Regions from separate parts of the Homo sapiens genome. Here region 1 is linked to region 2. Evidence: chromatin loops called from intact Hi-C (ENCODE). Cell type or tissue: IMR-90. All regions are shown on one strand. Region 1 overlaps LOC124900954 (a long non-coding RNA gene). Region 2 overlaps TARS1-DT (TARS1 divergent transcript).

Region 1 (5,000 bases), 910 kb after region 2:
AGCCCCAAGTGGTGGCAGGTCCCTTATCTCTAGATAAACCCATGTCTCCATTTTGCAACTCCAGCCCTTACAAAACCTTTGTAACCAGTCCCCTGCATTCAATCCCTTTCTGCTTGAAATATCTAGAATGGTTTATGTTTTTTGGACTGGACTCCTGATTGACACAGCAGGCTTGAAAAAGCCAATCCAGAACTGTCTCCTAACGTTTTAGAATTCTTCTGTTTACATCAGTTGTTCCCAACTCAGTCTGCCTATTAGAATCACCTAGAAGCTTAAAAAACACTGATGCCAGCCTGGCACAGTGGCTCACACCTATAATCCCAATACTTTGGGAGGCCAAAGTTGGAGGATTGCTTGAGTTCAGGAGTTGGAGACCAGCCTGGGCAACATGGCAACATGGCAAGACCCTGTCTCTACTAAAAAGACAAAAAAAAATAGCTGGCATTGTGGTGTGCACCTGTGGTCCCAGCCACTCAGGAGGCTAGGGTGTGAGGATCACTTGAGCACAGGGGGCCAGAGGATGCAGTGAGCCAGGATCACACCACTGCACTCCAGTCTGGGCAACAGAGTGAGACCCTGTCTCACTCACACACACACACACACACACACACACACACACACCCCCAAACTACAAAAACAAAACAAACCCAAAAAACACCACACTGATGCCTATATGCCCTATACTTTCAGAGATTCTGACTAAATTGCTCAGACACCAGTGTTTTTTAAACTCACCCGGGAGATTTTGATGTGCAGCCAGTTTGAGATCCACTGCTCCCTTTTTAAACATTTTCTCTGAGACAGGGTCTTGCTCTGTCACCAGGCTGGAGTGCAGTGGTGCAATCACAGCTCACTGCAATCTCCCCTTCCTGGGCTCAAGCAATTCTCCTGCCTCAGCCTCCCGAGTAGCTGGGATTACAAGCACGTGCCACCATGACCAGCTAATTTTTGTAGAGACGGGGTTCCACCATATTGCCCAGGCTGGTCTCAAATTCCTGGCCTCAAGTGATCTGCCTGCCCTGGCCTCCCAAAGTGCTGGGATTACAGGCATGAGCCACTACGCACAGCCTGAGATCCACTGCTCTCTGTCATGCCAAGCTATTTCTGGCCTTTCCCTATTATCGCGAGTGGACCAGCAGTGGATCCATGGCTACATCAGCCAACTGCAGCAAACTTAGAACAATTATTAAGGTATTATCAACGTAATGAGATTTCAGGTGATTTAATTTTCTTTCTTATACCTTTCTAACTTGTTTTAATGAACATTGTTTTAAATTATTTTGAAGGCAATTTTCACAAACAGAAATGATCTTCCTGTCTTCTCTAATGCATAACTATACCCACATCACTAAATCTAGCACAAGCTAAAATTATATTCCACGAGCCTTGTTTATACATCCTCGAAATTCATTCTTAGAAACATCATCAGGGCTTTTGAAAATGTAAATAAGCAACAGGTTACAGATATGTAGCAATAGTGTTCTCATTGTTGTGGTTGTGTTCTGGGTGAATGGAACCCCTGGGCTGCCCACTCCCAGCTCTAAGCAATCTCATATTTAACCCAGCATGCTGCACAAATGATCATTTTCTATTATCATATCCTTGGTCATTTCACATCCTGCTCAATCCCACCCTGCTCCACCCCAGGCCATGTTGTATTTGGATTTAGGTTAGTGGCATAGCAAAATGAGAAGCAGGTCATGAAGCAATTCCTACTCCAAGGGAAGGACTGCCTCCTTAGGCAGAGGAGAGGCAACCCAACCCTTGTTGGGCAAGAGTTCTTCTTGGGCAACCCTCTTGAAACTCAACCACCTTCCGAGTTTCAGAAGTCTTTGAGGATTGGGATTTGCTGTTGTTGTTAACCCAACTGAGAACCGTGATTTTGGTTTCCAATTTAATCTACTCCAATGCTTCCCTGCTTTTTTCATATCATGGCTCAGTCTAACCCATACTACCTCTAGATCACCATACCAAGCTGTGTACTCATAGCCAGAGACACCAAACTGTCATGCCTTCGGGCTGCTGTTCATGCCATTTCCTCTGGATGATATATTCTTAAGGTTAGGTAAGCCCTGGAAACATACGGGTATTTATTATACACCACACACTTTGCTAGATTCCAGCACTACATTACTCCCCAACCCGTGCCATCAGCTCTCAGTAGCCTGGCCCAATGTCATCTCCCTCACAAAGTTGTTTTTTTTTTTTTTTTGAGACAAAGTCTTGCTCTGTCGCTTAGGCTGGAGCGCAGTGGTGTGATCTCGGCTCACTGCAACCTCCTCCTCCCCGGTTCAAGCGATTCTCCTGCCTCAGCCTCCCAAGTAGCTGGGATTACAAGCGTGCATCACCACGCACAGCTAATTTTTGTATTTTAGTAGAGATGGGGTTTCACCATGTCGGCCAGGCTGGTCTCAAGTTTCTGACCTCAAATGGTCTGCCCGTCTCGGCCTCCCAAAGTGCTGGGATTACAGGCATGAGCCACCATGCCAGGCCCTCCCAGCCCTCCTTCACAAATTTTTCCTGGACTTCGCCACAGAAAAAATTAATGGTTTTCTCAATCTCCATTCCAACACAGTTATTTACACATGAAATAAACCCTTGACATTCATAAATTTAAAATTCCTCATTCAGGCAATTCAAAAGTTAGTCTACAAAGTGAGTCTATGGGGTGTCATCATTTGTCATTTTGCCAAAGCACAAACGGGAATAGTTCTCACTGAAGAGCTGGAGAAGAGTGAGTCTACTTCCTCTTGGAAGCCTTTCCTGATACTCCATCCTACTCAGCCTCAGACTGATAGCCCTCTGAATCAGTTGGGATACTTCCAGCTCTGATGGAAAACGGGAATAACAACATTTAATTTCTCCACAACAAAGAGTCGGAGGTGGGTGGTTCCAGGGTTTGCTCAGCTCCTCAACAATGTCAGGGGTCTGGATCAGGATTTTTGCAAGCCTCTTGGCCAAGTGCACATCATCACATGATATCAGTAGCTCTAAACAGCAGCTCCCCACATAACCTCATTTCAGGTGATAGAGACAGAAGACAGCCAAGAGTCCCAAGTGAAACCCTGCCTTCAAGCCTAAAACAGCCTGAAGGCTGAAAAACCGGTCTGCTGGTCGCAAATGAAGCCTGCTCTTTCCCAGCTGATTCTGAATAATGCCTGCTTGTGCACTGGGAGGATCGGGTGGAGCCTTGGGAAGTTCACACCATTTGCAGGGGGGAAGAGTCTGGCCTCTTCAGTGCCTGTGTGGTAACCCGGGATTCAGTCTGTGAGGGGGGAGGTTGTTGGCAAGACCCCCTCTCACTTTGCTGAGAGTTTTTCTTTCTTTTTCCTTTTTGCCCAATAAATTCCATTTTCCTCACCCTTCTATGTGTCCACAAGCCTAATCTTTCTTAGTTGTGTGACAAGAACCCAGTTTTAGCTGAACTAAGGATAAAGTTCTGGAACCCAGGATGGGATGAAAAGATAGGCCTCCTTTCCATCTTACATTTTACCAAGAAGCAAACAGTTGTCCTAAAACTTCATTGACTTTTCCTTTCATTTAATCAGCCAGAATTTGGTCATGTGCCTAACCCTAAACCAAATACTAGAAGGGGTAAACCAGATGATTGTGCTTGATTGTGATTAGTGATCTTCAGGCCAGCAGCAACAGCGTCACTTGGGAACTTGTTAGAAATGCAAATTCTTGGGCACGCAGGGTGGCTTACACATGTAATCCCAGCAGGGTGGGAGGCCGAGGCAGGTGGATCATTTGAGTCCAGGAGTTCAAGACCAGCCCTGGCCAACATGGTGAAACCCCATCTCTACTAAAAATGCAAAAATTAGCTGGGCATGGTGATGCATGCCTGTAGTCCCAGCTACTTGAGAGGCTGAGGCAAGAGAACTGCTTGAACCCAGGAGGCAGAGGTTGCAGTGAGCCAAGATCACAGAGTGAGATTCTGTCTCAACAAAAAAAAATGCAAATTCTTAGGCTTCACTTAGACCTACTGAATCAGAAACTCTGGGAGTGGGGCCCAGGATTCCTGGTTTTAACAAGCCCTCCATGTGACTCATGCAAGCCAAAATTTGGAATCACTGGCTTAGATGTATCATAGTTAATCCTGAGCCTGGGGGAGGGACCTGAGCATCCTGCCTTTTAGAATAAAATCCAGATTCTACAAACTAAGAAGAGAGTTATGCTGTTGGGTAGATGGCACTCTCCTATTATTTCCGTTTAAATTATCATGATTACATTTATTTACCAGTTGATTTTCTTGCTGACTCCCTGACTCAACTGCATGCTTCCTGAGGGCACGAACTTTGTCTTTTATTAGCATTTCTGTCCCTAACACAATAGAAGGCGGTCAATCAATGTATGCTGGACAAATGGATAAATGGTAAAGTGGTCTCTCCTTTCTAAGTGCCCACCTCCTTAACAGCTGCTTCCTGCTGCTTTCCACTTAAAGAACATTTTCACATCAGTTCATGTCAGTGAGCTGAGAGCTGTCTCTACCAGGGGGTCTGAGAACAATGATTCCTTTGCATATGGGCACAAGTGGAGACTCTGGCTTCCTGAATGCATGTTGGACCTTTATGTGCATTCATTTCTATTCAAGGGTGTCCTTGGAGAGCACTGCTGTACAATAACACAGAACTGAACACGATTGTTGAGCTGAGTTCTGGCTGCTGACTCCTGCCTGGCAATCTTTCTCAGAGGCAGCTGTGTACTCAGAGTCAAACATGACCTGGAAATAAGCCTCCAGGCTTCATCCACAGCAAGAGCAGCATCGAGGCAATGATAGATAGCTGCCCTCATTTTGTTCTGCCCAGCACAGTGACCTGGACAAGCCTCCCGGGCTTTCTGAAGGCACTTGTATTAGGTGTGAGGGACAGAAACCCAAATGCAAAGTGGTGAGAATAAAGAGGTGGGGGAAGACTTACAGCCACATATACCTGCAAAGTCCTAGGGTAGGATCAGTTTCAGCTGCAGCTGGATCCAGATGCTCAATGTCCTCAGGAAAC
Region 2 (5,000 bases):
ACAACCCCATTAAAAAGTGGGGTAAGGACATGAACACTTTTCCAAAGAAGAGATACATGCAATCAATAAGCATATGAAAAACGCTCAACATCACTAATAATTAGAGGAATGTAAATCAAAACCAAAATGAGACACCATCTCATACCAGTAAGAATGGCTAATATTAAAAAAATTTTAAAAAAAACAGATGCTGGCAAGGTTGTGGATAAAACGGAATGCTTATACACTGCTGGTGGGAATGTAAATTAGTTCAGCCATTGTGGAAAGCAGTGTGGTGATTTCTCAAAGCTCTTTAAACAGAAATACTATTTGACCCAGGAATTCCATTATTGGGTATATACCCAAAGGAATATAAATCATTCTACTATAAAGACACATGCATGGTATGTTCATTGCAGCACTATCCACAACAGCAAAGACAGAATTAACCTAAATGCCCATCAACAGTAGACTAGATAAAGAAAATGTGGTGCCTATACACCCTGGAGTACTATGCAGTCACAAAAAAGAATAAGATCACATCTTTTGTGACAACATGGATGGAGCTGGAGGCCATTATCCTAAGCAAACTAATGCAGGAAACAGAAAAATGAATATTCACGTTCTCACTTATAAATGGGGCCTAAACAATGAGAACACATGGATCCACTAGGAGAGGAACAACAGACCCTGGGGCCTACTTGAGGGTAGAGGGTAAGAGGAGGGAGAGGGTCAGAAAAGTACCCATCAGGTACTATGCTTATTACTCAGGTGACAACATTACCTGTGTGCTAAACCTCCAAAACACACAGTTTGCCTATATAATAAACCTGCACATGTACCCCTAAACCTAAAATTAAAGATAAAAAAAGGATTGAAAAAAGATTCGCAATACATTTTCAATAGCTGAATCAGATGCTGCAATATAAGCATTAAGAGAAGGAGGAAGAGATAATTGGTATCTCATATCTAGGATATGATTTCCTATTTTCAAGCTGAGTTGATAAAACTGCCTTGTTTTGCATGGAAACAGTTGGGAACTGAAAGGCTTGTCCTCAAAAAATTGCTTTTTTGAGTCATATATTTTAATTATTATTATTTTTTTGGAGACAAGAGTCTTGCTCTGTAACCCAGGCTGGAGTGCAGTGGTATGATCTCAGCTCACTGCAACCTCCACCTCCCAGGTAAGCACTTCTCCTTCCTCAGCCTTCCAAGTAGCTGGGATTACAGGCACGTGACACCATGCCTGGCTAATTTTTTTTTTTTTTTTTCTAAGTAGAGATGGAGTTTCACCATATTGGTCAGGCTGGTCTCGAACTCCTGACGTCAAGTATCCACCTATCTTGGCCTCCCAAAGTGCTGGGATTACAGGCATGAGCCACTGCACTCAGCCTTTGAGTGATATATTTTAATATTATCAGCACTTGATTTCAAGAGACAGAAACCCGCTCAAGCAAGTTTAAACAAACAAAAAATGGCATGGCCAGATTCAGAGGCTTTAATGATGAATCCAGTCTCTATCTCTGCTTCCCTTCACGTGCTAACTTCAGTTTTACGAAAGCTATTTCCATGTGCCAGGAGAAAAGGGCCACTAATTTTTCTATTTTATCTTTACATCTTTGTAGCTCAAGATCCCAGAGGAAGAGGAGCCATCTTTCCCAGTGGCTTTACCGGAAAAGTCCCTGAGCCAGTCACTGTGCCCACTGGAAGACAAATGGAGACTTGCCAAGCTTTGGTCATGAACTCACTGGGACTGCAGGAGACTGGGTCAGCCCCACCAAAATAATGCAGAAGGTAAATACTTGGTTTTTCAAAGGAAAGGTGGGAAAACCCAGCCCAATAAATGTGTTTTCCTTTTGGTCACACAAATCATATACAATATGTGCTCATTTTATAAAATTACACACTCCCCACTACATTTTAAAAAGGATATATTGACAATGTACTATTCTTGCTTTATAGAGATGATAGATAGGTGATAGATAATAGATTAGATAGATGATAGAGATAGATTAGATAGATGATAGCTAGCTAGCTAGCTAGATAGATAGATTAGGGCATCAGTGATAGGGTCAGTATAGGCCTGGGTGCTGGAGCTACAAAGATGAGTGAGGCCTGGGGTTTCTAACCTCATGAAACTTATAGAAAAACTTAAATAAGTAAACAAACATTACAAAACAGTGTAATTATCACTAACAGGTTTGATATTAGAAAATAATTTTGTACAAAGGAATACAATTTTTTAAAGTATTATTTCTTTCCTTCTTTGGCTTTTGAGGGTACAAATGTAATGACAAACATGCTGGATTGGGAGTCAGTAGGCTTTGGGCAACCTCTACCTCTGTGACCTTAAGCATGGACAAAAATTACCACTTTGGTTCTCCGTTTTCACTAGTGGAAAATGAGAAGGTTGAAGTATATGATCCCCTAGATTCCTCTAAGTTAAAAATTCTAAATATTTGCATGCATGAGACTATAGTAATCAATGGTGACTTCGTTGGAATTCTTGATAGGTCAGGATGTATATAAACTGAAAAGCCACTAGATGTCACGCTTGTCACAGATTTTTGCTATTCTAATTTTTTTTTTTGTAAATATCAAGATCTGGGAGTTGAGCAGGACCTTAAAAACTGTATTTGTTCAATCATATCTGTTAATTAAAAAAAAAGACTATTTGGACTGGATAGATCAAATTACTTAGCTAAATTCACACTGCTAGCTAGCATTAATACCAGACCTCCTGATTTCTATTCCAGTGGAGCCATCTCTCTTTAAAATGAATGATGTTTGAAATGATGTTTTTACATCAGCTGTCAACTTTGGTAATGATAATTTTTTCTTTTTCTTCTTGAACTATCACTCAAAGTAATTTGGGGAACCAATTGTTAAAAAATTCTATGATTCAATATAATATCAATAACAATAGATAAAAAGTAGTTATTACTCATAGATTACTAGACTGCCTTAAAACCCTATTTGAAGATAATTTACAGGATGATGTAAGAAATTGGGTAGATGTGAATAAAAGTGGAAATTAAAGTTCACACACACCTAGCTTATCTGAATTTCGGACTTTGGGAATTTCAGGTTTTCTTTTCTTAAAATGGCTCTGGATAGAAAATAAGTTTTTTAAAACAGCTTTCTTTGAGAAGTGAAATAACTTTTAGGTTTCTGAACCAAACTAATTAACATTAATTTTTATGTAATCCTTTGAACTTTGTCTAACATGCAGTTCTTAATAATTGTGGTTCTCTTATTTATGATTCCCAATACTTAGTTGTGCGAGAGGATTTGAGAGAGAAACAGGGCTGTAAGAGGCAGAATTGCAGCAGATAGCCTGATAAGAGGAGAGGGGAGGATTGCTAGACTCAAAGAAACAAATCTATCTTACATCATTACAAAATAACAGATGTTTCTGATTACAACCTTGTGTCTTCGAGAACAGGTTAAATTATATTGACAGTGCTTTGTGACATACAAGCCTTTTGAGAAGGATTTTCTACAAAATGTTCAAAATGAAGTCTTGGTGTCCAAAAGCAGTTAAATATTGCTTATATAGGGAAGTCATTTATGTAATTCTTATAACTGTGAAGTTACAATAAATCCTTTTTCCAGAGTGAGTGTAAGGTTGGATTATGTATATAAATAGTGAGCCTGTTAATACTGGCTCTGTTGCCTCAGTAAACTGAGAAGAATAATACTACTGCACAGAGGTGCTGTTGGATATTTGAAGGAGTTGTGGAAAATGGAAAGTTCTATATAGTTGTAAGCTATCAAGATGATGATAGTTAGAAAACGTGAATGGACACATTCTCCCAAGAAGAGCTCTCCCTGTGGAGATGAGCTACGGAAACTGGAAGAGCTCAACATTAAAGAGCTAGAACATATGGGAAGCCCAGAGGTTAACTTCTCTGTGGATGATGAAGTAGCTGGACTAATCTACTTTCCAAAAGTTAAGAAGTGATCACAGAGATTCTTCCAGAGATGAGAAAATGGGACCACTCTCTGAATCAATACTGAGATGTGATGTGTCATGAATGCAGGTAAAACCATGGCTATCCAAATAGGATGGAGCTTTGCGACCGTAAGAGACCAGCTCTTGCATTCGTTCTCCCCATCTTTGTTCTGCTTTCCCTGCTCACTTCCAAAATGAAGGAAAGCCAGGACCTGTGTAATATCTTTCTTGAGCTATTTTCAGTTGTATTTTTTATCTATTCCTGGGTTGGAAAATTGAGGCCTTCGGCTGTTTTTCCTGTTTTCTGTGGTCAGGCTTCAGTATTTTTCTACCTCTTTTTAAATCCTCTTGATGAACTTATACTTAAAAAACAAAAGTTGCATGTTGCAGGAATATTCCAGTTGGTTTCAGAGAGGGAGCAAGACAAGTTGGATATCACGTGCCCATATCTCTCATGTATGTGCTAACTGGATTTCTACATTCCCTCAAATTACTTCATGTTTTGCAAAATTGTTGTGTTAGAATCAGCAAACAATTAGAAAATGTACTTTATTTCAGTGTGGCAATTTTATATTCTCTTCTCTATTACTGAAACAAATTATTTCCCACATATTTTGATAACATTATAGTGGTGCTAGTCACATTGTTGTAAGGTGGCGTCAGCGTTCCCATGATAAACTTTGTCAAGCTCTTGTAACTTGGCTACAAAACTCTACCTCGAGTTTGAGACTTGCTTTAATCCCAGAGCCATCTAGGAAAGAAAATAAATTTATCTTAAATTGGACAAAATGTTAGCGATAAAATAATTAACAGTGAAAACCTCCTCCCATTGCTCAAATCTTGATGCTATTTTTCAACAACTCCAATCCCGAAAACATCATTTTTTGAATTTAGTAAATTTTCTCATTCTGTATGAATTTTCATGTAATTTGGAAGTTCATCTTTAGATCAGAGAAGGACATTTTATCTCTGCAAATAAACCAATTAAATATCTGGGTGAGAAAATTCTATTTTTTAAAAGTTTCTTATTTTTAACTAAGTCGTTTCCTAAAGGTTACACAATGGA

What was found. A loop is a pair of places that touch in the nucleus more often than their neighbours do. Peaks named below come from ENCODE experiments on the same cell type or tissue, not always from the same donor. Only the 100,000 strongest peaks of a DNase experiment are listed, where the experiment ranks them.
Region 1: a loop joins it to region 2, with 4 times the contacts of the local background. A loop is called at or near these places in 4 of 110 quality-filtered maps.

The regions. Positions count from the first base shown.
Region 1 is chr5:32,506,049-32,511,048 of GRCh38, reverse strand. LOC124900954 (a long non-coding RNA gene) reads right to left here. Exons shown (of 5, transcript XR_007058719.1): 1 at 4,932-5,000. Among named protein-coding and RNA genes, the nearest start is that of ZFR, 64 kb to the right of the region's middle. In IMR-90, no CTCF peak of the experiment used is centred here; DNase peaks (open chromatin) are centred at 2,718 and 4,028; H3K27ac peaks cover 2,131 bases.
Region 2 is chr5:33,420,751-33,425,750 of GRCh38, reverse strand. It overlaps TARS1-DT (TARS1 divergent transcript), which reads left to right. Exons shown (of 3, transcript XR_001742630.2): 2 at 1,605-1,773. Among named protein-coding and RNA genes, the nearest start is that of TARS1-DT, 17 kb to the left of the region's middle. In IMR-90, a CTCF peak has its summit at 2,511 (motif pointing right); a DNase peak (open chromatin) is centred at 2,520.